Regions from separate parts of the Homo sapiens genome. Here region 2 is linked to region 1. Evidence: chromatin loops called from intact Hi-C (ENCODE). Cell type or tissue: mammary epithelial cell. All regions are shown on one strand. Each heading gives the region's core, and the rest is flanking DNA. Links, peaks and the distances in the headings are about the cores only. Region 1 holds the start of ANKRD28 (ankyrin repeat domain 28). Region 2 overlaps ANKRD28 (ankyrin repeat domain 28).

Evidence for each region. Hi-C counts contacts between places; a loop is a spot of excess contacts. Peaks named below come from ENCODE experiments on the same cell type or tissue, not always from the same donor. Only the 100,000 strongest peaks of a DNase experiment are listed, where the experiment ranks them.
Region 2: a loop joins it to region 1, with 4 times the contacts of the local background. A loop is called at or near these places in 4 of 110 quality-filtered maps.

Annotation. Positions count from the first base shown.
Region 1 is chr3:15,789,109-15,804,953 of GRCh38, forward strand. ANKRD28 (ankyrin repeat domain 28) reads right to left here and starts at 8,871. Exons shown (of 28, transcript NM_001349278.2): 1 at 7,297-8,871; 2 at 6,115-6,198. The coding sequence starts at 7,413. RefSeq lists enhancers at 5,336-5,485, 15,520-15,659 and a silencer at 13,102-13,201. In mammary epithelial cell, for the core only: a CTCF peak has its summit at 9,070; DNase peaks (open chromatin) are centred at 8,173 and 8,973; H3K4me3 peaks cover 1,828 bases; H3K27ac peaks cover 5,126 bases.
Region 2 is chr3:15,701,416-15,717,260 of GRCh38, forward strand. It overlaps ANKRD28 (ankyrin repeat domain 28), which reads right to left. Exons shown (of 28, transcript NM_001349278.2): 9 at 13,163-13,241; 10 at 12,112-12,226; 11 at 10,725-10,807; 12 at 9,796-9,859; 13 at 8,253-8,321; 14 at 6,509-6,649. It also overlaps a transcript of BTD not described here. Among named protein-coding and RNA genes, the nearest start is that of MIR3134, 12 kb to the left of the region's middle. In mammary epithelial cell, for the core only: no CTCF peak of the experiment used is centred there; no DNase peak of the experiment used is centred there.

The DNA of each region.
Region 1 (15,845 bases), core at 4,309-12,308:
ACTTATTTTTCCAAAATTTTGCTATTTCAACAGTTTTTAGGCAACTAATAACCGTCCAGTTAGGTTCCTATCCAAACAACTATTTTCCCTTTCTTCCTTCCTATGAAAATCCTGATTTACTCCTGAATATGGCAATATATTCAATAAAGTCCACTGAAGCCCTATTCCTGCTCCAGGGGATGAACCAGGTGATGAACCAAGACTGATCTAGCAAAAAGCGAACCCCATTCTGCTTTGCTGGTGAATTAGTTTAGAGTAGTCTTGTAACCAATGGAACCTTAGGAAGGAATTTTGTGGGGACTTTCGAAGAGAGGTTTTCTCCTTTTTTTAAAAAAAAAAGAAAAGAAAAGAAAAGAAAATGTACAGGAGAGTCTCTTTTCCAATGTCTTTGGTTGTCTCCCATAAGTACATGATACAGCAGTCATCTCTTTATTATGAGAAAGCCAAGAGTTTCACAGAGAAGCTCACCCAGAGCTCTGACATTGCTGTTTTAAACAACCCCAAATTACCATGCTCTAGATTAAATTATTACACAAGCAAAAAACCTCTATTTATTCAGGTAGTCAATTATTATATCTGTGGCCAAAATCTGCCAAATATAAAACTCTAGTATTTGCTAGTGAAACTATGTTACATGACTTCTAGAAGACTTCATGTCATACCAAATAATATGAATATATAATTTTTTAAAATTAAAGTTTGTTAAAAATCTATTAGGGAAACAAAAAGTTGACTTAAAAAAATACAATTGACAAATCTTTAGCCAGACTAAGAAAAAAAGAGAAGAAGATCCAAATAAAATCAGAAATGAAAAAGGAGACATTACAACTTACACAGAAATTACGACTTACACAGACATTATGACTTATGCAGAAATCCAAAGGCTTGTTAGTGGTTACTGTAAGCAACTATATATGCTGATAAACTGGAAAATATAGAAGAAATGGACACATTCCTAGACATATACAACCTACCAAGATTGAAACAAGAGGAAATCCAAAACCAGAACAGACCAGTAACAAGTAATGAGATCAAAGCTGTAATAAAAAGTCTTCTAGTAATGAAAAGGCCAGGACATAATGGCTTCACTGCTGAATTCTACCAAACATTTAAAGAAGAACTAATACCAATCCTACTCAAAATATTCTAAAAAATAGAGGAGGGAATACTTCCAAATTCATTCAAGGCCAGTATTACCCTGATACCAAAACCAGACAAAGACACATCAAAAAAAGAAAACTACAGGCCAGTATCGCTGATGAGTATTAATGCAGAAATCCTCAACAAAATACTAGCACAACTGAATTCAACAATATATTAGAAAGATCATTCATCATGATCAAGTGGGATTTATCTGTGGGATGCAAGGATGGTTCAAAACACAAAATCAATTAACATGATATATCATATCAAAAAAATAAAGAATAACCATATGATCATTTCAACTGATGTTGAAAAAACATTTGATTAAAAAATTCAATATCCCTTCATGATAAAAACCCTCAAAAAACTGGATATGGAAGGAACATATCTCAACATAATAAAAGCCATATATGACAGACCCACAGCTAGTATCATGCTGAATGAGGAAAAACTGAAAATCTTTCCTCTAAGACCTGCAACACAAGGATGCCCACTGTCACCACTGTTATTTAACATAGTACTGGAAGTCCTATCTAGCTCAATCAGACAAGAGAAAGATATCAAAGGCATACAAATTGGGAAGGAAGAAGTCAAATTATACCTGTTTGTTGGTGATATAATCTTATATTTGGAAAAACCTAAACATTCCACAAGAAAACTAGAACTGATAAATTCAGTAAAGTTCCAGAATACAAAATCAATGTACAAACATCACTAGCATTTCTATATGCCAACAGTGAACAATGTGAAAAAGAAACTAAAAAGTAATCCTGTTTACAATAGCCATACATAAAATTAAATACTTAGGAATTAACCAAAGAAGTAAAAGATCTCTATAATGGAAACAATAAAACACGAATGAAGAAAATTGAAGAGGACACCAAAAAATGGAAAAATATTCCATGTTCATGGATTGGGATGAATCAACACTGTTAAAATGTCCTGGCAATCTATAGATTCAATGCAATCCCAATCAAAATACCAATGGAATTCTTCACAGGAATAGAAAAAATACTAAAATTTATATGGAACCAGAAAAGACCCAGAATAGCCAAAGCCACCCTAAGCAAAAAGAACAAAACTGGTGGAATCCCATTATCTAACTTCAAATTATGCTACAGACCTATCGTAACCAAAACAGCATGGTACTGTCACAAAAACAGACACGTGTACCAATAGAACAGAACAGAGAACCCAAAACCAAATCCAAACACCTACAGCAAACTCATTTTTGACAAAGGTGCCAAGAACATACACTGGGAAAAGACAAGTCTCTTTAATAAATGGTGCTGGGAAACTGGATAAACACATGCAAAATCATGAAACCAGACCCCTATCTCTTGCCATATACAAAATTCAAATCAAAATGCATTAAATACTTCAAACTGAATCTAATACAAGAAAACACTGGGGAAAATCTCCAGGACATTAGTCTGAGCAAATATTTCTTGAGCAATAGCCCACAAGCACAGGCAACCAAAGCAAACATGGACAAATGGGATCACATCAAGTTAAAAAGCTTCTGCACAGCAAAGGAAGTAATCAACAAAGTGAAGAGACAACCCACAGAACGAGAGAAAACATTTGCAAACTACCCCTCTGACAGGGGACTAATAACCAGAATATAAGGAGCTCAAACAACTCTACAGGAAAAAACCTAATAATCTGATAAAAAATGGGCAAAAGATCTGAATAGACATTCCTCAAAAGAAGACACACAAATGGTGAAAAGGTTCTCAACATCACTAATCATCAGATATCCAAAACTCAATGAGATATCATCTTGTCCCAGTTAAAATGCCTTTTATCCAAAAGTCAGGCAGTAACAAATGCTGGTGAGGATGTAAAGAAAAGGGAACCCTTGTTCACCATTGGTGGGAATGTACAACCACTACGGAGAACAGTTTGGAGGTCCCCCAAAAAACTAAAAATAGAGCTACCATATGATCGAGCAATTCCACTGCTGGGTATATATCCAAAATAAAGGAAATCAGTGTATCGAAGAGATCTGCACTCCTATGTTTGTTGCAGCACTGTTTACAATAGCTAACATTTGGAGGCAACCTAAGTGTCCATCAACAGATGAATGGATAATGAAAATGTGGTACATACACACAATGGAGTACTCGTCAGCCATAAAAAAACAGACCCAGTCATTTGCAACAACAGGGATAGAATTGGAGATCATTATGTTAACCGAAATAAGGCAGGCACAGAAAAACAAACATCACATGTTCTCACTTACTTGTGGGATCTGAACATCAAATCAACTGAATTCATGGACATAACAGAAGGATGGTTACCAGAGGCTGGGAAGGGTAATGGGGGGTTGAGTGGGAGGTGGGGATGGTTAATGGGTACAAAAAAATAGAATAAGACCTACTATTTGATAGCACAATAGGGTGACTATAGTCAATAATAACTTAATTGTATATTTTAAAATAACTTAAATAATGTAATTGGAATGTTTGTAACTCAAAGGATAAATGCTTGAGGGGATGAATACCTAATTCTTCATGATATGATTATTTCACATTACATGCCTGTACCAAAACATCCCATGTACCCCATAAATATAGACACCTATTATGTACCCACAAATTTTTTTTAAAACCCACTAAAATAAGAAGAAAAATCTATTAGGTGTGTTACTAAGAAACGTGCTGTTTAGTGGTCTACAATATTCAAAACCTCAGGGTGTGACTAAAGAAACTCATCTAAAATTATACAATGACTATTTAATGGTAGAGAAATAAATCTGAACTTATATCCATTCTAAAAATGAATAAAAACAACTTCAAAAAACTTAAGAGAAACCTGAGTTTCAAAAAGTCCAACGTTATTCTCCAAATACTTATTTAAATAAATTTACTTTGGAAAAACACGACTGTCACACTGACATAAAGCTTAAAAATATTTTATTACCTATTAAAAGTCAGTGCATTTAACACCCATTGCCTTTTAAAACCCCATATGATTCCTTATCAGACAAAATCAGATGATATTTACCATCTTAAATTCAAATAATGGCCAAAAAGTTAACAAATCTTGACTTTAAGGCAACACTCTCAACTACTAAGAAAGGGTCACGAGAGAAAAGGCCTAAAAGCAATCATAAAAGTTGTTGTCAAAAACCTTTGTATCACTGAAGACAATTGTCAAAGAGTTACTCTCAAGAAAGGCCTACTGATGAGTGAGCTGATGCTCTCAATGACTCTGAATTTTTTTTTAATTTAGGATAAATTGATTAAATATAACATAAAAGTAATGTCAGCTACAATAAACTTTGTAATGATGGAGAAATTAGCCCTGGTAAATGGAATTATAGTTCAAACTTTCTAATCAAGGTAGTATTTGTCAGTACTATTAAAATAAAACCAAAATAACAAGAAAACCTTAGGAGTTAAATGGAAAACATGTTTTCCACCTTTTCATGCGTCTATACCCCTTGAGCTATTTTCTAAGAAACGCATACTCTTCAGTATACCCTGGGTAAAGTAGCCAGACACTTCATTTAAAACAAATAAATCATGGCCCGGCACAGTGCCTCACGCCTGTAATCCCAGCACTTTGGGAGGCCAAGGCGGGCCGATCACCTGAGATCAGGAGTTTGAGACCAGCCTGGCCAACATGGTGAATGAAACCCTGTCTCTACTAAAAACACAAAAATTAATCGGGCGTGGTGGCAGGTGCCTGTAATCCCAGCTACTTGGGAGGTTGAGGCAGGAGAATCGCTTGAACCCGGGAGGCAGAGGTTGCAGTGAGCGGAGATCATGCCACTACACTCCAGCCTGGGCAACAGAGCCAGACTCTGTCTCTAAATAAATACATACATACATACATACATAAATCCTGAATTAGGTGCATGTTTCCAACTAAATATAAACTTGAAGGCAATTCACTTAGAAAAAATTTTAAAAAATATATAATGATAGCATTCTGTTCATTACCCAATGTTAAAATTAACAACAGTTTTAGCCAATGATTCAAATCTATTCAGATAATTCATTATTTTAAAAATAAGGTAAAACTTTTTTGTATCTACCTAACATTAAGTGGTCACAGCAGTATTATATTAAAAAAAAAAGGAGGAAAGATGAGAGTTAAAAATGAGCTTGCAATGGGTGCTTTCTTAAAACCACAATCATTTCTAGGTCATCTGTTTTGGTGTTGCCACAGCGACTTTGTGAATCATATGACTTTTCACCCCCTCCATAACTCAGGGGTACATTTGTTTCTGGTAAAAATATATACATTAGTGGATGTAATTTTGTTAGAGTACGTAATGTACTTTCAGCCACAACTTAGTAAACTAAATACTGGCCACTGAAAAAACATAACAGAGAGAGAAAATTATCCATATATCCACCTTTCTAAAACTGTCCATCATGTCAGCACTGAATATACTACTGTATCGTTAAGTCTGAAAACTTTTCCAACAATGACTTTACTGAAAACCTAATCTGACAAAAATTAATCAAGCACCATTGTAAAACACTCACCATGATTATTTACAAAAAGCAAATCTGATCTTATATTTAGATATACACTTACAAGAATCCTCATTTGAAATGCACAGTTAAGTATTTAATGGTGAAGTATCATGATTTCTGCAACTTACTACATATATATGTAAAAGTTGTATATTAATAAATACAGAAAGCAAATGTGGCAAAATGTTATCAATGCCAAAAGTAAGTGAAAGGTATATGGGTAGTCAGCATGTTTTTTTAACTTCCCTATGTTTGAAAAATTTCAAAGTAAAAAGCTGGGAGAACAAAAGACCCCTACTGGCTGCTACTGCCCTGAGTATATGTCCAGTGTTTTCCCTTTTGCCTCAATACCTTCCTGCCCTCATTTAAAACAACTGTTACAGAGTTATATTATGTCTTGTAAACAAAAATCACAATTCTAGGAAAGAATTTTAAAAAGCAGTTTTAAAGGCTGGCATCAGTGAATTAACTGTTTTACCTGAAAGTTAACATCTTCTTTCTTAAATATTAGTGCTCGAACTTCATCAGGATCTCCGTTAAATATAGCTTGCACCAGTGATGGCTAAAATAGAAGAGAGTAATAAAAACATTAGAATCATCCATGTGGGGTGACTAAGGATATTTTACATAGTTCTGGAATCTACAAGTTTTCTTCCCTGTAGCAATAATCACTTTTGACATTAGCCAGAAGTTTCATAAAACCAAATCATGTCAAAGTACAGGATTCCTACTTGGAAAAAAAAGGCCTAATTAAAAAAAAAAATCAATTCAGTTTGACCCAATTTAGGTAGTATAATAAACAAAATCAGATTTTATTTCTTGTAAGTAGAAGCCTTTTGTTTCTGTATATGACAAAAAGAAAGACTCTTCCAAATACAAATGTGTGATCTCAACATCTACTTGTGGGACAGAACTTTTTAAGCAATTTCCAGCCCATGAAGGAAGGCTTTTTTGAAAAGGTCTGTTTGGGGCATCAAATTATCTTACATGGATTAGCATTACATGTATAAAGATACAAATCCCAAGAAAGCAAACCTGGCAGTTGATGAAAATAGCCACTAATCAAAGACCAAAAAATACTGGATACTTAAATAACTTGAAAAGACAAACACATGCATAACTAAATATAATAATTTCTTAATCAACGATACAGCCTCTTGATAAGGTATACTATACTAGTCAAGGAGCCAGCTGACAGTAGCACTAAAACCAAGGTTAAAGATGAAGACTGAATCTCATATAAAGTCTTATATGTAAATACATAAAATTCATTACAGAAAAGGCCATGCCTTAGTGTTGCTGGGGGTAGTCAACCTTTCCTAAAATATGCAGAGTTCCTGATTCTTGTTACATCAGTTTCTGAAACCACAAAATGAAAACAGAAACGTGGTTGCCATAACTACTAATTCTCAAATTATTTTTAAACAGTCTTTTAAAGAGATTAAGACATAGTAAAGACTGAAATGTTATCTCAGCATTCAAAAAAGTAAAAACGAAAAATGTGCATTTTATACAAAAATACTGCATCATATCTACACACGTATTGCTTTAATTTGGGTTTGTAAAGAAACTATTGGAAATTTACATCTATTCTTAAAAAACAAGATTTATACTACTAGTTCAGTAGAATATAGTAAACATATAAACTTACATATCTTACCAATACATTTCCAGAAGGTGGAGAATGTAGGGATTTATTTTCCTGTGGCAATTTAGAAATGAATGCAGGAGATTCATCTTCTACCTCCTCCAAAACAACAATACACACTCGACTCATTCGATCTTTTAAAACACTAAATTCCAAGCTATGTGATAAAAGTCACAGTTGGAAGAGCACAAGTAGTTTTTCCTCCTCTTCTGTACAACACTTACAAACATTCTCTGAACAGCACAGCTGGGTTTTTTTTTTTTTTAAAGTTAATAAGTACTACTGGAAAAACAAGTTTAAAATTATGACTACATAATTTGTAACTTCCTAAATATAACGAAATTCTATTATTTCTGTTGGATTACTGCAATACTTAAGAAGAAATTTCACACCAACATGTCAATAACTAAAACTGAGTCCAAGCTCATTTAAAAATATTTTTCCTCTACCAAAATAGTCTTATTGCTCTATCTCTGAAATTTACTTGCACAAAACAATCATTGTTTTTGGTGACACAACACCACACAATATAGAATGAAATGAGAAACAACTGCTGTGACAGAGATGATCACAGCGATACCCACTCTTGCCTGCAAGGTCATATAGTTACCAGTAGCTGTTTTGCTTATAATTGAAAATAAAAAATAAAATCTCACTATTCTGTTTCCACTTCTAATTTGTCTTCATTTCTTCATCACTGGTTTAATGCAGATACTATTCACAGAAAAAAGATCTAGAGCTCAGCACAAATCCTGAAAATGAAGCTCAGAGGTTAACAATTCTTTCAGTGTTTGGGAAAGGGGCAAAAAACAAAAACAAAAAAAAAAAAACCACTCTGCATTAATAGCAAAGCTGCAGTACGTTTACATGTGATGAGTCAGACCACAAGAGACAATACGACTCTTGGTACTAGAATACAGCTTGATTAATCCAGGTTTCCCATATAATAGAAGAAACACAGTTAGCTTTATTCCCATCGATAGCATAAGCAAGGCAGAGCGTTCATTCTTTCTCCATCAGGCAGTTGTCTGTGGCTGCTCCAGCAAAAGGGCACAGGCACCAGGCAGAAATGGTGTTAGTGGAGAATCCTAGTAGAACAAGCAGGCTGTGAAGGAATTAGAAGGCATTTGAGCTCAAATTACTGCTTCAGGCTTTTTGTTTTCTTTAAAAAAAAAAAGGGGGGGGAAAAACATAGTAGTGTATCATTCCAGTGTTTCCTTTGATCTCCACATGAATACAGCTTCCATTAAACAGTCTTCATTCAGAGAAAAAAATAGCAGACTGTGCATCTTCTTTGAGCCAACTACTTTATTCAGTCATCTGCCTCTTTGCCAATATAGTTTCCTTCCACTGTGAAAACCGCCACAGTTATCCTTTTCAGATTTCAAATGCTTTCCTGTTCCTCAGATGATCTTGCAAAACACCACTGACATCCCCAAATGAGTAGGTCCTTAAAAAATATCTATAGAACCTCAGTATCAGTCCCACAGAAGCATTCCAACGGAGCAACAGTCTGAAGAGCAAAGACTGCAGACCCACAGGATGAAATGCCTAGTAATGCTCACATGTTACACTTACCAGAGATCTGAGCTACTTCTCGGGATGTAACTTCCTCTAGCAGGAGAAAAAAATAGTGCATTTGGACAGCCTTCACAATTAGAAGGTTCATGCCAGTTCTGTGACTAATCCAAATCAAACTAAAAAATTCTATAACTGAAAAATGAGTGCGCTTTTAACATTTTCCACTAAAAGCCACAAGGAAATCTGGTGTACTGCCTCTGCTGACTAACAGTGGTTTTAGCAAGTAAACAATTCCAAACGGCTTAACTGCTTTCGTGTGTTACAATAAAGCAAATGTTTAACCCTATAATGACAGTTGCAGTAAGAATATGCCTGCAATGGACTCATAAAAAAGGTTTAAAGATGGAGAAATATTTTATTAGATTATAAAAACCATGAAATTGTTTTATTCATATTTTTACCAAGATCAGTTTTAATCTGCCAGGTGTATTTTATTTTCTAGAATGCAAAGCTTAAACAAATGAAATTTAAGATTGTCTAACAATTTCTAAATTGGTGAATTTAATCAATCATTGATTCATATTTTAAAGGGAAAAGCAAAAATTTCATAATGTAGAAATCCTAACTCTAAAATTATATAAATCATTTGATTTTTCACTGAAGAAATAAAATAATCCTACCTTCCCATTTGGATAGGGAATAAAGCCTTAAAAATCTGTTAAAGAGGTACATGAAAAAAAAAATGTCCTTCGTCCTGAATTACCTATGTCAAAAGGGCACAGGGTAATACAAATAATCTCCCTCCCTATAAATTTCCCAAAGCCATAAATAAATGTCAAAGCCAATCATTTCATCGTTTTTTTTCTTCTTTCTCTGTTTACCCAACATGGGGGATATTTCTCAAGAGAAAACTTACAAAGAAAATACCATGGTCCCCCTTCAATCTGTGTTCTTCATATTAACTAGCATTTTTATTAATAAACAATAATAAACATAATAGTTACTTTTGAACATCTGTGATATGCTATGTGCTGTACATTCTCATTTAATACAATAACCTTGCTGTATTCCCATTATAGAGGGAAAAACAGACTCAGAAATGATGTATTTTACCCAAAGTTGTATAAATTAATAAAGTTGTGTGTTATTTTAAACACATACTCTTTCTAATCTATTCTGCTATCACTGAGTACACACACATACAGACACACTCTCTTCTCTCCACTCATCTCCAGATCTTTGCAACCTGTAATACTAGCTTATAAAAGTGATCTTAACAAACAGGTAACCTATAAAGGTTGTGAAAAGTTTAGGTAACAAAGGAATATACTATTTATTGCTATATTCTAAAACGAGTTATTTTTAAATGGGTACTTCAAAGCAAGTCTTAAAACCATAAAAAGGAAAAAAAAAACAAAAAATCCCAGCATGATACAAATATAAGAATGTCAGAATTTAAAACAAGAACCATTGAAAGCTATAAAATGTATCAATCTATGGAAGAAGCAATAACTCTAACATATTTGTACCAATTAAAACATGCTAACAATTCATTAGTTATATTTTAAAATATATAAAATACTTTTATGCCAAATTAAAGGTATGTAAATATTGAACATACATCAATTATGTTATCCATCTCCACATAGCTGAATCAAAAAATCTTAATATTTGAAATATCTGAAAGTGAAACAACTATAGTAACAATATCCTATATTTCATCTTCAGGGTTCCCAAGCCCACAAAGCAAAATCTCTTTTTATCTTAACAATCTTAACTTGTTCCAAAGTATCTAGTACCTAAGTTCACCTACTTAGACTTAAGCAGGTACATCCTGTTTCTTGTTCTAAGTCAACCTCCACACTTAGGTCTTTCCCAACCAGAAAACAAACTCCTTGAAGGTAGGGACTGTGTTCATACATATTGTCTCCTTCCACTTTCTTCCACCTATAAATAATTTCATTGAAATGAATTCTGTCGTCACGAGACTCTGGAAGGGTGGAGATTTATAAACAAGAATAGTGGGGGTGTGTTGGTATACATATATTTTAACCAGAAAATATAGGTGGCATTAAGGTGCAACAAAGTGAGTTTCATATCTCTAATAAGTGAACAATTAAAATTTCAGAAGTTGACAGGATATAAAACAAAGGTATGGGGTGATGGTTAAAACTAAGGGCTCAGGAGTCAGCCCACCTGAAGTTCAATTCTGCTTCCATCATTTCCTAGCTGTGTCCTTGGACAAACCACTTAAATTCCCTAAGCCTAAATTTCTTGACACTTATATAAGAAAAAAATAACCTGCAAAGATTTTTGTCTAAGAGAAATAGAGTAACAGTACAGTGCTTGAGAATGTAGGCTATTTTGTGGTCAAATTGCCTGAAGTTCTAATCCAGGCTTCCCACTAACCTAATTCTGGGATCCTGGGCTACTCACTTATTTAGTAACCTCTCTGTGCTCATTTTAACATCTATTAAATGACATTAACAGAATTTACTTCATAGTGTTGTGAAATCTAAACAAGATAACCTTACTGTTATGGATATTTGGGATAGCTGAATGATATCCCTTGTGAAGCCAGTGAGTGGATCAAAGGCTATTAAACTCCTCCTCCTCTTGACCCAGTACAAGTGAGGTAATTCAGATTAATGTCTGGAGATCCCATTCAGTTGCCAAGTCCCCACACTTTTCAGTGATCTCTTGAGAGTCTGCTAAAAGCTCATTTTAGACTCTAGTAACTAGACAAGCACATACTAAGTGTTAATTGGGGAGAGGGAGCAGTAAACTTAGGCAAGAAAGACTACAGGTTCTTCCATTCTTCTACCTTCACTAGATTTTACAGTTTAGGGACTGTAAAATTCCTTTGGGAAAAAGGATAGAAAGTACTAGCCCATGGTATATTATAAAATCAAAAGCAGATAAAAAATACTAAGAGAAATATGTCAGTTTTTAAATTATTTAAATTAGCAGCACTGTTTTGTGTCTTCTTCTATTGAATAAGACAGGCTCCTACCCTCAAGGAACTCACATCTTAAAAGGAGACAAGTGAATATTTAAGAACTTAGAAACAGAGAAAGTACTTCTGATAAAAAACTGCTGATAAAGATTGTGCAAACTGTAAGTTCAACATTTTTTTCCACTTAGAGAAATATCAAGGGGATGTGGTTATTTTCTTTGGTACTTATTTTTTAGGCCATATTAGATTAAGTTTTTAATAAGCTAACAAGTTCAACTCTGACAGCTTTATAATCCTTCTATTCTTTATACTAAAATGTATCCTATTAAGAGCTTACTCCTACTATTAATGGAATCACATAATGGTAAAGCTGGCTTAAACCTTTTTACTGATTATAAAAACATTAAGTCACTGGAAGATAATTTTTGGGTTCCTAATTGTTACACCTGAATTTCTTTTTTTGACACAAACGATTTTTCCTTTCTGCAACAAGATCCAACCTAAACCTCACCTTTTGTCTTACACATCTGTGAACTCCGTATTATCATAGAATAGAATACTCAGGGTATATTAAGTGGCTACTCTGTGGCAAGTAACAAGCTGGTCTCTGAGTATTTGAAAATAAAAAGCTTGTGGTGAAAGATGGTAAGGAAGTGGGTTCAAACAATGTTATAGAAAACATTTCTGACAGATCAAGAATCCTCACCAATCTTCTTGAGCTACGCCTCATCTATCCATATACTTTAGGAAAAAAAAGTCTTATGAACAGAGTTAAAAGAAAATGAGGTAGAGGGTGAGTGGGGAGAAATCAAGGAATAGCTGCTTTCTAGGCTACACAGGCCAGAATCCATGCAATTATCTATGTGATTATTAGAGCCACTGCAAGAAAGTCACTAGGTATTCAAAACACAACTCAAAATCCTCATAATAGATCAGACTTAACTCTCTGCAGGTAATATATTTATGATCCAGGACACTTATTTTTTATGCAGTCATAATGCCAAAATGGCCATTAACCAATATCGTTTGACGATCTCAAGTGGTGTGATCCCACTGGTACGTTACATTCGTAATAATAAATTGTTAACCCTTCCAATATTAATAGTACTGTATACTGCAGATTGTTAGCACATTCTAATATTACATGTGTTTTCTGCAGAGATCTGTATTTTGTGTCCATTCCTCCAGGCTTCCATTTCAGCTTTAGGTAAGTACAGAGCCTCACACAATAAAGACTACATTTCTCAGCTCTCTTGTAGCTAGGAGCCACATGAAAAAGTTTGACCAAAATTTTAAGTAGGTGTTGTGTGCCTTTCAGAAAACTTTCTTAAAGACCAACTAGCATATTCAGCTTGCTTCCTGGAACAAAGATGATTGGCCACTATCTTAAACCAAACAAGGACCATAGTCTAGGGTAGTGAAACTACACTAGAAGGGAGCTGGGTCTTTGAGGACTTTGCCAAACAGAACTGCCATACAAGCCTTGGACTGTCTACTTTCTGACTTTTATGTTAGAGAGAAATAAAAAGTCCTGCCTTGTTTAAGAAACTGTAATTTTGCATCTCTGGTACTTGGAGCTGAGCCTAACTCTAAATGATAATCTTACTCTTCCTTTAATTATCTATGAGTGGACATATATCCTTCGAGCCCTGTTCTTCCAACATCCATACTCCAGTACAATGTGGCTACTTAAATCTTCAATAAATAAAATGAGTTAGAAACTTGAGCTGTAACATATTGTACTAGAAACAATAATCAGAAATCTGCTGGAAAATAATTCATATTTTCCTGGATAAGCTAAGGACAATCAGAGGAGAGAGAAAGAGATGGAAACAGTTACCACAAATATTCTCAATCATCTTCAGCCACCATTTTGGTGGGTACTGTTATCAAATCTCTAAATGAGAAACAGGCTCAGTAACATCTAGTCAGCCAATCACTTATCTGCCCCATCCATTCACCTAGTATACATTCATCTACTATGTGCCAGTCTTTCTGCCAAGCTGAGAAAACAAAATTATGAATAGTCAATCCTTGTTCTAATGAACCATACACACAAATAAATACTATATGACTGCAACTGTGATAAATTCTCGAATAAAAAAAAATGTCTGAAAGACAAGGAACTAATGGGTGGCCCATGTGGCTGGGGAAGCAATCATGAGGGACAATATCACATGCAGTTGGAGAAGTGGGTATGGTCATGTGATAGAGAGGCCTTGTAAACCAAGTTATAAAGTTTGTATTTTTCATCAATTGAGAACTCATTAAAAATTTTTAATTAAGGAAGTCATGATTTGCTTTTGCTTTAAAAACATTATGTGGCTTTGATACGAAGAACGGATTAAAGGGGTAGAAGAATGGAAGTCAAAGGACTAGTTAGGAGACCACTGCAGTAATCCAACAGAGTGGGTGATCTGAATTAGGACATGATCATATAGGTGGAGAGACAGAAATATATTTTAGAGGCCGTGCACGGTGGCTCACACCTGTAATCCCAGCACTTTGGGAGACCAACGTGGGCGGATCATGAGGTCAGGAGTTTGAGACCAGCCTGACCAACATGGTGAAACCCCGTCTCTATTAAAAATACAAAAATTAGCTGGGTGTGGTGGCGCGTGCCTGTAATCCCAGCTACTCAAGAGGCTGAGGCAGGAGAATCGCTTGAACCTGGGAGGTGGAGGCTGTAATGAGCTGAGATCACACCACGGCACTCCAGCCTGGCGACAGAGCGAGACTCCATTTAAAAAAAAAAAAAAAAAGAAATATATTTTAGAAATAGGATTTATAGGACATGTTAATAGACTGGCTACAAGAGTGATGGAGAAGATGATAATCAGAAACCTCCCAGGTTTTTGACTTAAGCAACCAGTGCTTATTGGAGTTTAAGAAATTTGGGACTTTTTTAGTTTCCAAATTTATACAATGAAGAATGTTACTTGTTACATCAATATCTAAGGTGCATTTCATGCTCTCAAACTCTGTTTTAAACTTAATACAGAGCCCATTATCTTAGCATCTACCCTCATGACTTCTAAATGAAATGTTAAATCCCAAAGTTGCCTACATCTAGGTGAATATTAAAAAAATTCATAAAGAATGGTGAGATCTGGCTCAATTCTACTCAATCCAGTACACTGAAATTATCTAAAAGTCTTTTGGCAAGAATACCTTACTTTTTAAAACACTCAACAAAAATACCACAGCACTGATTAAACAATTATTAGACATTCATATCTCTACTATACATACCATGCCAAGGAATTATAAGGTATCATATATCACCTTCAAACTCCTTATGCAACTTAAATAGGGCATTATGTCATACACGTAAAAATCTAACCAGTACAAGATAAAAGACAGTAAAAGACAGTATATACTGAAGGCCGAGATATAGACTATACCTGCTACCAAGTCCATCATAGGAAAGAGTGTAGCATATGAAGTTATTAATTGTAACTGACATATACAGATACCTTCTAACTGTCCATTCTCTAAAAAAATGGATATTTTAATAAAACTCTCCATAAACCTCATTATTTTGCTCCTCCTTTAATTTATAGGAAGGGTGCTTTGTCAAAGAAATCAATGGTCTGCTAGTTAGAACATTCCATGTAAAAACTCTATCACATTTTTCAGAAAATGGTTGAAGATTCAAAACTATCATTTATAATATATAATTGTTAAAAGTGAGTATAAGTGACTGTTGAGCAGTTAAAAGCAATGGCTCACGGTGTCCAGGATAGATAAGAACAAACATACAGAAGCAAAGGTAATTACAGCAAATGAGACAAGTTGTAGGATGTGGTCATTGAGGTGGTTACAGCCAAGTGGAGGTGGTTACAGCCAAGTACAGATGACTGCTGGTGTGGAGGTTGTTAAATAGTTAAGTATGTTCAAAATGTCATCTACAAAGAAATGAAATCACCTAGATGACAGACAAACATGATCCAGATGTGGAACTGGGGTATGAGATGTGACAGATGATAGCAACAAGAAATAGAAGGATCACCTAGCCAAATGGTATGTGCCTCAAAGGAAGGAAGGTTTTTATAGACAGGCAGACTAGTAACATTTTAACACT
Region 2 (15,845 bases), core at 3,082-11,081, 89 kb before region 1:
GGGCGGAACACCTGAGGTCGGGAGTTCAAGACCTGCCTGACCAACATGGAGAAACCCCATCTCTACTAAAAATACAAAATTAGCCAGGCATGGTGGCACACACCTGTAATCCCAGCTCCTCGGGAGGCTGAGGCAGGAGAATCACTTGAACCCAGGAGGCGGAGGTTGCAGTAAGCTGAGATTGCACCATTGCACTCCAGCCTGGGCAAGAAGATCAAAACTCCGTCTCAAAAAATAAATAAATAAATAAATAAAATAAAAAGGTTAAAGTGGGTATCACTATGATAAAGAAATAAAATAAAACCCACGTCTGGCTCTAAGGTAATAAGACTGGTGTTTTGTTTTGTTTCACAAACTAATTCTGAGGACATGTCAGGAAAAGGAAGTGTTTCAGTCAGTGTGTAAACTCTGTACACAGCCTTCCTTGGTGCCGAATTCAGAGGACAGTGCTCACTGGGATGCAGAAAAAGCCTGCAAGTCTGTAGGAATACTTTACAGGCAAAAACATTTTACCCAAGGGCATTTAAAAAAAATCTTTAATCAAGTTCTCTAGATGTTAGTGATAAAACAGAAATGGGTCTTCCTTACTGAGACCTGAATACAAAACTTATTCTAATACAATTTCTTTTATTGGCATACCTTTCAGATTTTGCTAAACAATATAAATTTTCATAATTACTCTGGGTAAGCATTATCTCTAACAAATGAAAAAGATTACTGACACTAAGTTAAATGACTTTTCCCAAATCCTTTTGGCTAGAATATGGCAAACCAAGGACTAAACCACCTCAGGTCTTCCCTTTATCCATTGTTCTATGTTCCCACAAAGCTTTAGAACAGTGGTTAATCACTTACAGTGGTAAGTTAACTAGGGTGCTTATAAAATACTGAATCACAAAATTGCTTGATCTTGAAAATGTGAACTTCATTAGAGGGTGGGGGCAGAAGAGTCTGTATACTCTTTTTTCTGTTTGCACATTAACACATGTTCATTTTATGAAACGCAGACAATTAAGAAATGAAGATTCTCCATAATCTGTCCTCTGAAATAAAATATATACACAAAATCTGAAAAAATATTTAAGGCTAAACAATATTCTGTTACAATTTTTTCCTCAATGTTAGGCAAATTAAATATCTTCATCCCCACTAACCACATAGGTTAAAATCGGAATGCATTTCAAACTATTTAAATTTCTCCTACTCTTACCCTACCACTCATGAACCCTACTATTTTGAGTTCTGAGGCAAGTTCAGACTGATTCAAATTCATGTGTCCCATGGCTAGTCAGAGCCCTGGGTAAGGACCACTCAGCCAGGAAAACAGATGTGGTATTGTCACTCCAAGAGGCCCTCCCTCCTCTCTACTCTTCCCATCATGGCATACAACAGTTCTTACCACCCCCCACCACCCCACCCCTGGCCCAAAAAATCAGTTTTAAAAAATACAACTAACCTTTATAGGAAGATTAGGATACGTCAGAACTGTTCCAAACAATTCATATATACTAAACCATTTTAAACTCTACATAGTCGTGACAGAGTTTAGACTAGTATCTCCATTTCACAGATTAAATAGGCACAGAGAGGTTAAGTAATTTGCTGAAGGTCCCCATAGTAAAAGGCAGAGCTAGTATCAAACACTGCTCTTACATATATATACACAATAAGCTTAACAAGGTTGTTGAATGTAAGTCACATACAAAAGGCAAATATATCTTCTATATACCAACACAAAAAAATTTAAAGATTGATTTTGGTAATAAAAAATATCAGATACATAGGAATAAATCTCAGCATTACAAAACCTCTACACACAAAAAACTGCATGATCCCATTTTTATGAAGTTTGAAAACAGACAAAAATAAACTGCCATTAGAAGTCAAAATGTAGCCTCATTTCCTAAGAGTGTTGCTATGGTCTAAATGTTTATGTCCCCCCACACCCATTCACATGGTGAAATTCCAACCTCAAGGTGATGTTATTAGGAGGTGGGGCCTTTAGGAGGTGATTAGGTCAAGAGGGCAGAGCCCTCCCTCATGAATGGGATTAGTGTCCTTATAAATAAGGCCCAAAAGAGCTCTCATTCCTTCTACCATGTGAGGATATGGCAAGAATATGCCCTCAAAGAGGAAGTGGGCCTTCTCCAGACACTGAATGTGCTGGTGCCTTGATATTCTTGACTTCTCAGCTTCCAGAACTGTGAGAAATAAGATTTCTGTTGTTTATAAGCCACCCAGTTTTTGGTATTTTGTTATACCAGTCCAAACAGACTAAGAGAATTGTTATTGCGAAGTTACGATGTTGCTGAAACAAATATCTAAAATGTGGAAGAGGTTTTGGAACTGGGTAATGGATAGAGGACGGAAGAGTTATGAAGTGCGGGCTAGAGATAACAACCCATAAAATATTTTAAAAAATTATATATGATATAGAAAAGGCTTTATAACATATACCAGGACTTCAACTTTGATTAAGGCTGTGAGGGACATAAAATAATCTACATACACACAGAGCAATATAACTGTTGATGATGGTTATCTCAGGAGAGCTGGTATGAGGGGAATTTCTTCCTTATAATCAGGAAAAACAGCCCTCAACCTTTCCTTCTCTTATATACATACTACACACAGGTGTGGAGAAGACCCACATGACATCCTGCTCAAAGACAGCCCTATACGTATCTGCAACAGGCAAATATAATTTTATTTATTAATATTTCACATATTTAATATGTTCATTGCGATAGCAGCCATATATTTGTTTGCTGGATTCTTACATGATGTAAAATAAAGACACTTCAGAGGACTTGCTGAATGACTGTCTACCAAGAACGCAGGCATCAGGACAATGGGGGTAACAAGCAGAATGACTAGAATGAGTCACGGAAGATTTCATGTATTTTTCCAATTATTTACTCAAAGTGAGGATGAAGGGATAAAAGGCAGAGCAGAATTATAATTACTGTATGTTGGTCCTAAACAAAAGAAAACCAATGTCAGATTGTTAAAAATTCCAAAGTATAAACAACAACTTTTCCTGGGGAGCTTTAAAGGTAGAAACTGTGATGCTGACAGGGGATTTTTAAAAAACCATTTAAAAAACAAATAAGCAAATGTACATTACTGAATAATAGCAATTGGAAGCTCTGAGGAATTTGTCTCTTCTTTTAGAAAATATTTCATTGTTGCTTTGGCAGAATGAGTTATGCCTGATTCTCTTATTACTCAAGCTATTCCTGGGAATACAATTACAATTGGGTACAATTGTACCCAATTTAAGAAAAATATTTTTTACAATTTAAGAAAAATAAATCCTTTAATGCCACTGTTTAAGCCTCCAAAACAATCACTTATTAAAAGGATGCCTCTGGTATCCCAGAATAATTACTGTGGCTTATATTTTCCACTAGGCTCCCATGGAACAAATCATTGAATCAATAAATGATGGCACTCGACAGGCTCTCTGGGATTTTGATACTTAATAAAGATAGGAAACAGAGGCTCCCATTAACAGTGCTAGATTATGCACAGTCTCATTTAGTTTTCCCAGCAACTCTAACAGGGAGGTTTCATTTTCCTTTTACAAATAAAGAATATTTTGGCTTAGCAATTACTTGCTCATACTCAAATGGGTACAGTATGGAAACTCCAAGATTTAAATTGGGTCTTTCGGATCCCAAGTATCAAGCCTGATACTTTCCAGTGTATCAGGCTGTTTAGTGTACATACTGAGGATTAAATATTTAAATAATAAAAGTCATTGCTTACTTGCTCAAAACCGTTTATATTCAGTAAGAAAACTAGTGATTTTAGTACTAGTACCCTTCTATAGGAAAAGTAGATTGGCTTACAATGAAACCACACATCTCCAACACTATGGGTTGAATTATATGTTATTCCTTTGTGGTTTTGTGTGTGTGTGAATTCAGGTTTAGTGCATTTGTCTAAGGGCAGAAGGATCAAAGTGTAATCTTTTTTTGGGGGAAGGAATGTGGGAGACAATCTCTCAGCGGAATCTGGATCATGCTGAGCTGTACCCAATAACCAGTCTGTGAAAGTAGTGGTAAAGGACTACAGATGGTGATAAAAGGTATAACTTATTTTAAGCAAATCAATAAATCAAACCATGAAATTATAAAACTGATAAATTAGGGATAAGCTACTTATCCAAGTTTACCAAAATATTTTCTGATTTATAGTCTTTATCACAGATTTTATTTAAATAGTTGCTATCTAAAAACATACTTTATATTCTTGCAAATAAAATACACATTACTATTGCCTTTAAGATTAGAATTTTAGGCTGGGCGCAGTGGCTCACTCCTGTAATCCCAGCATTTTGGAAGGCCAAGGTGGGCGGATCACTTAGGTCAGGAGTTTGAGACCAGCCTGGCCAACATGGTGAATCTGTCTCTACTAAAATTACAAAAATTAGCCAGGCATGGTGGCAGGCACCTGTAGTCCCAGCTACTCAGGAGGCTGAGGCAGGAGAATTGCTTGTGAACCTGGGAGGTGGAAGCTGCAGTAAACTGAGACTGCAGCACTGCACTCCACCCTGGGCGACAAAGCAAGATTCCATCTCAAAACGAAACAAAACAACAAACAACAAAAAAACCCACAAAAACAAACAAAAAACCCCTAGAATTTTTTTTTTGTGTGTGTGTGATTCTGAAATCTTTTTTTTATTGTTATACTTTGTTCTAGAGTACCTGTGCACAATATGCAGGTTTGGCACATATGTATACATGTGCCACGTTGGTGTGCTGCACCCATTAACTCGTCACTTACATTAGGTATACCTCCTAATGCTATCCCTCCCCCTCCTCCCCACCCCATGACAGGCCCCGGTGTGTGATGTTCCCCTTCCTGTGTCCAAGTGTTCTTATTGTTCAATTCTCACCTATGAGTGAGAACATGTGGTGTTTGGTTTTTTGTCCTTGCGATAGTTTGCTCAGAATGATGTTTCCAGCTTCATCCATGTTCCTACAAAGGACATAAACTCCTCCTTTTTTATGGCTGCATAGTATTCCATGATGTATATGTGCCACATTTTCTTAATCCAGTCTATCATTGATGGACATTTGGGGTGGTTCCAAGTCTTTGCTATTGTGAATAGTGTCACAATAAACATACGTGTGCATGTGTCTTTATAGCAGCATGATTTATAATCCTTTGGGTATATACCCAGTAATGGGATGGCTGGGTCAAATGGTATTTCTAGTTCTAGATCCTTGATGAATCGCCACACTGTCTTCCACAATGGTTGAACTAGTTTATAGTCCCACCAACAGTATAAAAGTGTTCCTATTTCTCCACATCCTCTCCAGCACCTGTTGTTTCCTGACTTTTTAATGATTGCCATTCTAACTGGTGTGAGATGGTATCTCACTGTGGTTTTTATTTGCATTTCTCTGATGACCAGTGATGATGAGCATTTTTTCATGTGTCTGTTGGCTGCATAAATGTCTTCTTTAGAGAAGTGTCTGTTCATATCCTTCACCCAATTTTTGATGGGGTTGTTTGAAAAACCCCTAGAATTTTAGCCACAATCCAACATAAAAAAAGTTACTTATAAAAATGGTTTTGAAATTAAAGAGTTTATACTAAATTAACATTTGTGAAGAATCAAATTATGCTTCTTATTTTGAGGGCGAAAAGTAAATGTTAAAAACCGAATAAATAATTCTGTTATATGAAGTACATTTTATAACATCTTTCCCCAGAAACCATTACTTATTTCTGCCAATGGTATTTTTACTTTTCACTGACCCACACCATAGGGAATTACCAGACACTGAAAATCTTTTCTGTTTTCAATGAGTTTATTTTCGTGCAAGAAGAAAAAAAAAATATGTATCAAGGTATTACAGATAGGTCTGATAACTTTAGGTGAATATTATTATACTTATGAAACAGTTTATGCATCATTTATTCTTGTTTTCACTTATTCATTCTTGGCCAACATTTACTTATTCTGCCATCTAATTTACCTATTTAAGCAACATGTAGTACCTACTACGTACCAGATTCTGCCAGTTCAATTACTACCTTTTGGACACCAATTTACAAGGGTTCCTTGCAAATCTGAACTGTCTACCTCTGAAGGATACTTGTATTCCAACCTCTACCCAATCTTCTGATGACATTACTCATATATCTCCTCTCTCCCTTTCCCCATGATATAGTCACGGCTGTAGCCTCTAAGAAGTCAGGTGGAAAAAAACATAAAAGTGATATTAAGATGCTCTTTTGGCAGATAGGACAAGAAGGGACCTTTATCTTTCTTCCACCAGATCAGCTAGTAAGGCTGGTGCTGAGAATAGGTAGTAATAACTATGATTTATCAATAACTATGAAACCAATCTATTTCCCAAAATAGACTTAGGGCAAAGATAATCAACAAAAAATACAAAGAGGAAACACAAATTTGCAACAAAAACATCCATATGGAAGATGCCAGTTTATAGAAATATTGATCCTCCACTCTCACTCCTATGGTACTTACTTGCCATCTGTGTCTGATGTAGCTGCATAGTGCAGGGGTGTGCAGCCTCTTTCATCAAGGTCATTCACACTTGCTCCTGATCCCACAAGAGCAAACAGGCACTGGTAATTGCAGTTGGCAGCAGCGTAGTGCAGTGGAGATCTTTTGGGTCCAAGTTAATACAAGAAAGATAAAAGCCAGAGACATAACTAGTAAACAAAAGCATAGTTGACTCTTACTCCTCCCAGTTACAAATACTTTATTTACAGTGAGACTTAGACTACCATATACTAAGTCTTGCGGAGGACTGGACATAAAGCTAGAAGAAGAAAGCAAGGTGGCAGAGAACCTTTAAGTATATGAAATAAGATGAAAATGCAGTTATTTCATCGCCTCCAGGCAGTAGCAGCAATCCCAGTCCCAGTCCTTTGAGTGACTTTCAAATAACCTTCATATTCTGCTCAGAAATGTGAAAACTTTCATTTTAGGAAAGTTTCCCCTACATTAATAAAAATGTTCCACAGTACAGAGGTAGCAATTTCTATTCATGTCTCAGAAGAAGAACAAAAGGTAAGAGAAAAAAATAGAAGAAACATTAAAAAAAATGTAATTAACCCTGAATTACTTTCAACCCTCTCAACTCAAAGCATTTTTCAGAAGCCCTCTCTGTTATTTGTAGTATAGAATGCCTGAAGTACTAAAAATTAATATAAACTGGATTAAAGTATAATTATAAAAGCAAATTAGCTATAAAAATATTGCATTCCAAAGCCAAAGTGATTTTTTTATTTTTGTGGGTCATTAGTTCTTTCCATTAAGTAGGCTTATGAGAGCAATCTGTTCTTCAAAGTAATTATGGTGTCAAATAGTTTTTATTTTCTTCTATTCATTTCTGATTTCCTACCATGCATAATTCTTTTTACTTCTCTTCTGCACTGGTTCTATCACATGCATTGACATATATTCACACATTTTCTTCTGACATACACCCTTCCTTCTCATACACTTTGCTATGTATAATTCTCAAACTGTTGACACACACAGTTTTGCTTATACTGTCATCTCTTTCAAACCAATTCCAACTGCCTTCAATTCTTTCCTGTATGGTTCTAATGCACTCTGTGTCAATTCCTACTCTAAGTAACTTAACAGTAGTTTTAAATACTGCTACCACAAATACTCAACAATGAGGCCTGCTGAATGACTACAAAGACTGTCATTTCACAGCTGCCTTCCTGTTGTGAAATACTTAGTGGGATGTGTGGATATATGTGTGTGAGAGATTTATATAGAAGAGGAGAAAGAAAAATTACACATATATATTTATAACCTATTTCCTCCCTCTTACTACTGCTCTGGAACAAGATATGGGCAGTAGAATCCCTCACCAAGAAATGACTTGGAGAAAGGAGAACTGTATCATTATTTTCTAGGTATTGTGAGTTTCTTGAAAAAACATAGGTTCTATGGGGCTTTACATTTCCATAGTCATAATTTTTGGAGGGGGGGAAGTGATAGCAAGTATAGAGGCATTTATAAGGCCAAGGCTGTGGTTGGTAGGCTAGGGCTGTGGTAGGGACTCAAGAAGAAAACTGTGGGTGAGAACGAATATTTGGAAGTTACTGACTTCAGCTGGGACTCTCAATGAATCATGATCAGTGTACAAGATGCTAAATTGTTCAGTTAATTTTCAGAAGCCAGTTAGAAGGTCAATCAAGTTATTAAGTAAAAATAGGCTCCATAAAGAAACTGTATCATACCCTACCTCCCAAATTTGTCCTTTTTATTAAAGTCTGCACCAGTATTCAGCAGAAGGTTTAGGCACTCCAAATTCCTATTGAGAGAAAATACAGTTAGAAAACTTAATTGACAGTGATTTTATAATGAAATTGGTAGGTTTAAAGAAGCATGAAAGCATGTTTTTATATGAAGATAAATGTGACAAAAATGATGATTTACATTCTATGAAGAATAAAACATTGAAATTCATCTTATCTAGAATTTAGAAAGTTATATACTTACATATTGGCACACTGAGGAAATAACACACGATTCATGTTGTCATTGTTTAAAAGGAAGATCACATTTGCAAAAGAGATTCTGAGGAGGCTTTAGGAAACAACTTGCTTATAGGTTTTTTTTTTTTTCTTGAAACAGAGCCTCACTCTATAGTTTAGGCTAGAGTCCAGTGATGCAACCATAGCTAACGGCAGCCTCCAACTCCTGGATATAAGCGATCCTCCAAGTCTCAGCCTCCTGAGTAGTTAAGCTTACAGCTGTGAGCCACTGCATGAGTCCTGTCAGCTTTCCCTTATCTTCTCCTATACTATGACTGTTTACATATATGTATCTTTAGTTAATACTGGAGGAAAGGATATAACTTAAGTATTTCTGTAATTTAACTGTATAAACCTCAACATCAAATTACTATGTTACAATGAAAACTGTAACTGTCAAGTGATCAGACACTCAAGTCTGTTGTCCCTCTCTCTGTAGGCAAGTTACGTGGAAGTTAGGTTTTAACTGGAAGGTTCTCTGGCGACCTTGGAAGAACAAGAAAACCAGTCACATGCTCACAATCCATCTCTACAACTTAGACTGTGCTGGTGTACTCTTGGTTCAACGTACTCGTCCTCTGAAATCACTGAAAATTTTTAAGAAATTATCATTGAGAATAACGTTTTTGCAAAATGTCCTTTTGAGAAATCATGAATTAAATGGCTTATCACAGATCTAAATTATCAGAAGCATTAGATAAGAAGCATGTTCCAGAGGCCATGAGTTTTAGCTGAAGTTTGTTGCTCGTATGAACCAACTGCCTAATTTTTCCCTGGTGGTACTATTTAAAACTTAGTCCAAAATCTTCCAATCTCAAACTTTCCTCTTCCTAGTAGAGGTAAGACACAGCACAAAATGAACATTTTTTTCCTGGGGGAAAAAAAAATTAACAAATCTACTTAAAGAGTACTTGTATTATTCAGAATATTCCCAGTATTTTGATGTTCTCATTTGAGAACATACTTTTTAAAGAAATAGTTTTACTTATCCAGAAATTATGTTCTTTTACAGAAGGCAGTATTTCCTTTTGTAGGTTTATTCTCTCTCTCTCTCTCACTCATAACCTACAACTTGGCTGGAATAAGATGAAAAAAAGTATTCTGCCACCCTGGACTTTTTTTTCCCAAACAACTCCTGTTTTGTTTTCTATTTTCTGGCAGCCCAGAATTAATAAAAAAGAACAAAGATAAGAGAAAACCTGCCATGACCAGCTATCTTTTCTTAAAGAAATAAAAATACTATTAACATACCCTCCAGCTGCAGCTGCATGTAGACAAGTCCTGCCAAAATCATCTGGGGTATCTATATCAAATCCTACAAGAATGAATACATCTTATTTATAACAGACATATTATTTTACACTAAAGAATTGTGTCATGAAACATCAAGAATCACATCCTCCCCTCCAATCCCAAACAAAACTATGGGTTCTTAAGTGCTAGAGTGCCTGTTTAAAAGGCAATAGGATACAATGGAGTATTATTTAGCAATAAAAAGAAATAAAGTACTGATACTGTTCCATGAATAACCCTTGAGAACATTATATTAAGTGAAACAAGCCAGTCACAGAAGATCACATGTTGGGTGAGTCCATTTATAGGAACTGTTCAGAACAGGCAAATTTTATAGAGATGAAAAGTAGATTAGTGGTTGCCTAGGGCTGAGGGAAGAAAGAAATGGAGATTAACTGCTAATGGTCTTTCTTTAACAGGGGATGAAGAGGTTTTCTGTATTTTTTTTTTTTGAGACAGAGTCTCGCTCTGTCTCCTAGGCTAGTGTGCAGTGGCACAATCTCGGCTTACTGCAACCTCTGCCTCCTGGGTTCAAGCGATTCTCCTGCCTCAGCCTCCCAAGTAGCTGGGATTACAGGTGCTCACCACCACGCCCAGCTAATTTTTTTTTGTATTTTTTTTTTAGTAGAGATGGGCTTTCACCATGTTGGCCATGCTGGTCTTGAACTCCTGACCTCAAGTGATCTGCCTGTCTCGGCCTCCCAAAGTGCTGGGATTACAGGCATGAGCCACCACGCCAGACCTGAACCCAACACGTTCTAAAAGGGGTTATTAAATTATCCATACTGGACCCATCTGCATTAATTTTTAAAAAGCAGGATAGAGACCATCTAAAAATTTTGAGGGGTTTGAGGAGACATACAAAAGGCTGCAAAGGTTACACTTACCTGAAGAAAGAAGTTTTCTGCAGCAATCTGAAAAGCCGCTTAAGGCTGCCAAATGGAGGGGGAACATTCCATGTATGCCACGCCTAAAGTTAATAGAACAGGACAGTATCTTCATTTTAACACAAGAAAAATACAATCAGTTAAATACATTACAAAGAGACCACTTAAGTGAAAGATAACTAAGAGCCAAAATGTCTAACACTTCGGAGAGTAATTTGGTTAAAGTTTGATGGTGGGCATAACTTATTAGCCAGCTATTTTTCTCCAAAAGTCAGGTTTCTCACCTTCAGCACTACTGTCATTATGGACTTTGCTGGGGAAACGTGAGAAGCCATTCTGTGCATACAGGCTTACAGGCTGTTCAGCAGCATCCCTGGGCTCTACCCAATGGATGTCATTAACATTAACACCTTCCTCCCCAAATTGTGACAACCAAAAATGTATCTGGACATTTGCTTAGGGAGCAAAATTCACTACCCTGTCACCCCACCATTGAAACATTTCCATAATGCAACATGTTCAAGAATATTTATTGTAGTAATTCTGTAATAGTGAAAAACTGTAAGCAACTTGTATTTGCAAATAAGGAGAATGAATATATTGTGAAATCTTTATACAATAATTCTATAAAATAAATGAACTAGAGCAACTTGTACAGATGTGAAAGAAGGCCTAAATTTCTATCTAGATGGCTAAATTAATAAGCTCATGTAATTTTTTTGGAAAAAGTTACAAAACAGATAGGTGCAGTACCATACCATTACAGAAAGTAAAAAAGATTTAAAACTTGTTAATGAACACATGTAAATGTGATACAAAGAATGATAAACATAAATTTAAGTATGGTGTTTCTTGCAGAGCATTAGCAGGAGGACTCATCTTTCAAACAAAATATTACAATGGGAACTTTAATTTATAAAATAAATACAAGCAAACTGTTCTGACCAAAATGGGGGTGGGGGTAAGAACTCCTTCGTAGGATTCCAAGGAATCCCTGAGCTTGGCACAGCACAGCCTGAAAAGTATTATCTACAGATAGTATTTGGATTAAAAAAAAGCATCTGGCACATACAGCTTTCTGGGACTTTTAAGTACTTCTAGGTTAAAAATAAAGAGATCACAAAAATTAACAGCTCTGATCAAAACTGCGTTATTACTCAAAGTGAGAAAGAACTGGGGTAACATACATAAAAATACACTGGCTTACCAAATAAAATTGTATTTAAACATTTTAACCTACCACTTTGTCAATACAAAAGAAAGTTCAAGCAATTAATACAACATTGAGGATAAAATCCACATTTCCACGTGAAATGTCTAGAAAACTGCAGTTCACTTCCCTTTGTGCTTGCCTGTATCAGTTATCAACACCTCGGTAAGTACTTACTTTGCAGTGTCAGCACCACTTGTAATAAGAGTGTTGATCAGCAGCTCATGGCCATACCGTGCTGCTATGTGCAAAGGGGTATTTCCATTCTTATCCTCACAGTCGATTACAGCTCCTGCAATATAGGACTTACTGTCAGACACTGGACCATATAAAGATCAGGTCAAACGTACTACATGAAAAGTAATAAAAAATGCTGTTCACATACAAACTAATAGATACAGCAATTTTAACTAGATTTCATTCATAGCTCATTTATTGGGCCAGGCAATGGATTTATAGCTTTTATACTTAAAGCAATTGTGTGAATTAAGCATAAGATTTTAGTAGATTTTTAAATTGACAAGAGGGTTCTGGGGTCCAATAAGTTTGGAAACTACTGTATTAAAACAAAATTAAACACGTTTCTTTAGAGCAAGACTTCAGAGCTTTAATGTGCATACTCTGTCATCAAGACTGCATGCAATGCTTCAAAAAATATTGGATCATGAACCTATTTCAACTTTTCCCCTGCAAAACCATAGCACCTATTATCTTGAGGATAAATTTCTTGGAATATGCCTTGGAAAACACTGATTTAAAGTAATACACCTAAAAGTTCTTTTGATTTAAAAGTTTAGCTTGCCTGATATTAATTTAAACACAAAAGAATACAAACTCAAGAAATTAAAATCCTGAAAATAGTTGCAGATACTCAACAGGGGAAAATGATACATGTATAATGTATATACAGAGTACACACATTAATATATAATACAAATTATGGTAGAAAGTAATTTTCTATTTAGCAATATTGAAAAAAGCTAATACTAACTGCTGAAGAAATAACACAGTTCAGGGAAACAAAACATAAAAAACAAAAGTATGAAAGATACAGCTACGTGGTATTTTATACTCTTTAATATTTTATTTTCATGAGCTCTGAAATCATGTATTAAAAATACACAAAATGCGATGACAATTCCTCAATACCATTCATTTGGTGGATGTTTTTACTACATTTAAGAAAAAAAAAAAAAAACCCCAAAAAAAAAACAGAAATACTTTTTACCACTCTGGATAATGGTTTGTGATCGGGAGAATCTACCGTGGAGAGCAGTCATGTGTAGTGGGGTTTTCCCATCTTTACTCTGGGGGGGGAAGAAAAAAATTACTCACTCTACTATATCCATAATGTGTAAACCTTAGTTTTACTTTGAATACCCTCTTGCATCTTTATTTTTATAACTATTTTACATGAATTAAGTTTAACTGAGGCCTATGGAGGTAAAACAGCTGTTTAAAATTAGGAATTAATTTTTTTAGCACGTGTATCATAAAACACAAATATACAAAAATTCCATGCTTACAATTTATAAAAATTGGGAGTGGGACAGTAAGGATGTGTCTCCCAAGTTTCAGATTCAAAATTTCACACTGCTCCAACATTTCCATTCTAAGAAATTCTGAATCCTTCCTTGACCAAGTAAAAGTGAGTATTAGAATTAACTTCGTGAATTTTGTGTGGATACATTTAAAAAAATAAATACAAATAATTAAAACTACATATATTTGTTTATAGTTACGTGTACTAAATATTTTCTCAAATCACTTAAAATAATAAATCAGACTGGCTGCACACATATATATTTCATGTAGAAGTTCTAAAGGAGTTCCAAATATGAAGAAAAACAATCCCTGATTTAGGTTATCTTTTCTTCTGATTAGGTAGTGTCTTTTCTTTTCTAAAATCTTTCAGTTAACCAAAACATACATGTTACCAACGCAAAGGAAATAAACTACTTAGCAGCTTCCTAATCTCACAGCAACATTCAGCATGCCTTCTGCATAGGTACTAAAATGGAAATGTCACAAGTATTCTAAGTTTATGCTAACACTGTACAACGCAGATATTCTTTAAAAATCCTCATGTCTTTATAATAATAATTAGAACATCATAAGTATCTACTTAAGTGTTTGATTCCATAATATGAATTTTTCAAGTAAACAAGCCATCCAATTGACAAGTAATTTTACAGAAGTTCTAATCTTTTGGAGGCAGTACGAGAAAGGAAGGGGAGGAGGAGAGAGGATGCATGCATGCACAGGCTCTGGAGTCAGAATAACCTAAGCATGAATCTCAGATCTCCTACTTACCACAAGCAAGATTTTTGGACAAGTTGCCTAACTTCTTTGTGCCTTCAGTTCCTCAACTGAAAATGAGGATAATACCATCTACATCTTACTGGTCTGTTGTACAGAGTAAATACAATAATCCTTTGTAAAACACTCAGATAACACATCAGTGCTTCTCAGGATATATTTGTTTTACCATTATTTTTCATGTACCAGTTGTTATTTGTTCAACCAGAAAAAAAAAGGGCAAAAAAGCATCTTGGCAAAAGGATTCTGTCTTTCCAAAATGTTCCAGATAGGATATATCCTAATTTTTAATGTTAATATTTTAGCTATGGCCTTTTTTTTCTCTCTTTTTTTTTTTTGAGACTTGCTTTGTTGCCCAGGCTGGAGTACAGTGGTGTGATCTCAGCTCTCAGCAACCTCCGCCTCCCGGGTTCAAGTGATTCTCCTGCCTCAGCCTCCTGAGTAGCTGGGATTACAGGCATGCACCACCATGCCCAGCTAATTTTTGTATTTTAGTAGAGATGGGGTTTCACCATGTTGGCCAGGCTTGTCTTGAACTCAAGACCTCAAGTAATCCACCCGCCTCGGCCTCCCAAAGTGCTAGGATTACAGGCATGAGCCACCGCACCTGGACTTTTTTTTTTTTTTTTTTTCCCTTAAAGAGATGGGGGTCTTGGTCTGTCAGCCAGGCTGGAATGCAGTGGTGTAATCATAGTTCACTGCAACCTTGAACTCTAGGGTTCAAGTGATCTTCTAACAACAGCCTCTGGAGTAGCTGGGACTACTGGCATGTAACATTACACCTGGCTAATTTATTTTTTGTAGAGATGGTCTCTAAGTTGCCCAGGCTGGTTTTGAACTCTTGGGCTCATGTGATTCTCCAGCCTTGGCTTCCCAAAGTGCTGGGTTTACAGGTGTGAGCCACCATGCCTGGCCAGCTATAGCCAATTTTTACAGACATAAGGAAAAACATAGATTCCATTGATAAGAAGGATAAGAAAAACAAGAGGAAAACTAACTAAACAACCCCCACAACTCAAAACAAAACAAATAAAAACTTGTAATAATAATTTGATTAACAAAATGATGAAATTTGGAAGATATAACTATAGTTAACATTTATGTATACATAGCACGTTTCACGCACAGTTTTAAAACACTTCATATGGTCAGGCACGGTGGCTCATATCTATAATTCCAGCGCTTGGGGAGGCCAAAGCGGAAGGACTGCTTGAACTCAGGAGTTTGAGGCTGAAGTGAGCTATGATGGTGCCACTGCACTCTGGGCTGGTCAACAGAGTGAGATTCTGTCTCCCCATCTCCCTTCCTCCTAAAAAGCCAAAACCAAATCTACTTCATATATATTATTTAATTCTCACAACCCTATCAGATTGATACCATTAATCTTGTTTTATAGATGAGGAAATGTAGGCCCCAGGGTTAAGTGATTTTACTAGGTCTCATAGCTAATAAGTGATGAGTCCTTTATTTATTTATTTATTTATTTTGTTTTAGAGACAAGGTCTTGCTATATTGCTCAGACTAGACTTGAACACCTGGCTCAAGTGATTCCCTCACCTCAGCCTTCCGAAGGTAGCTGGGACTAAAGGCAC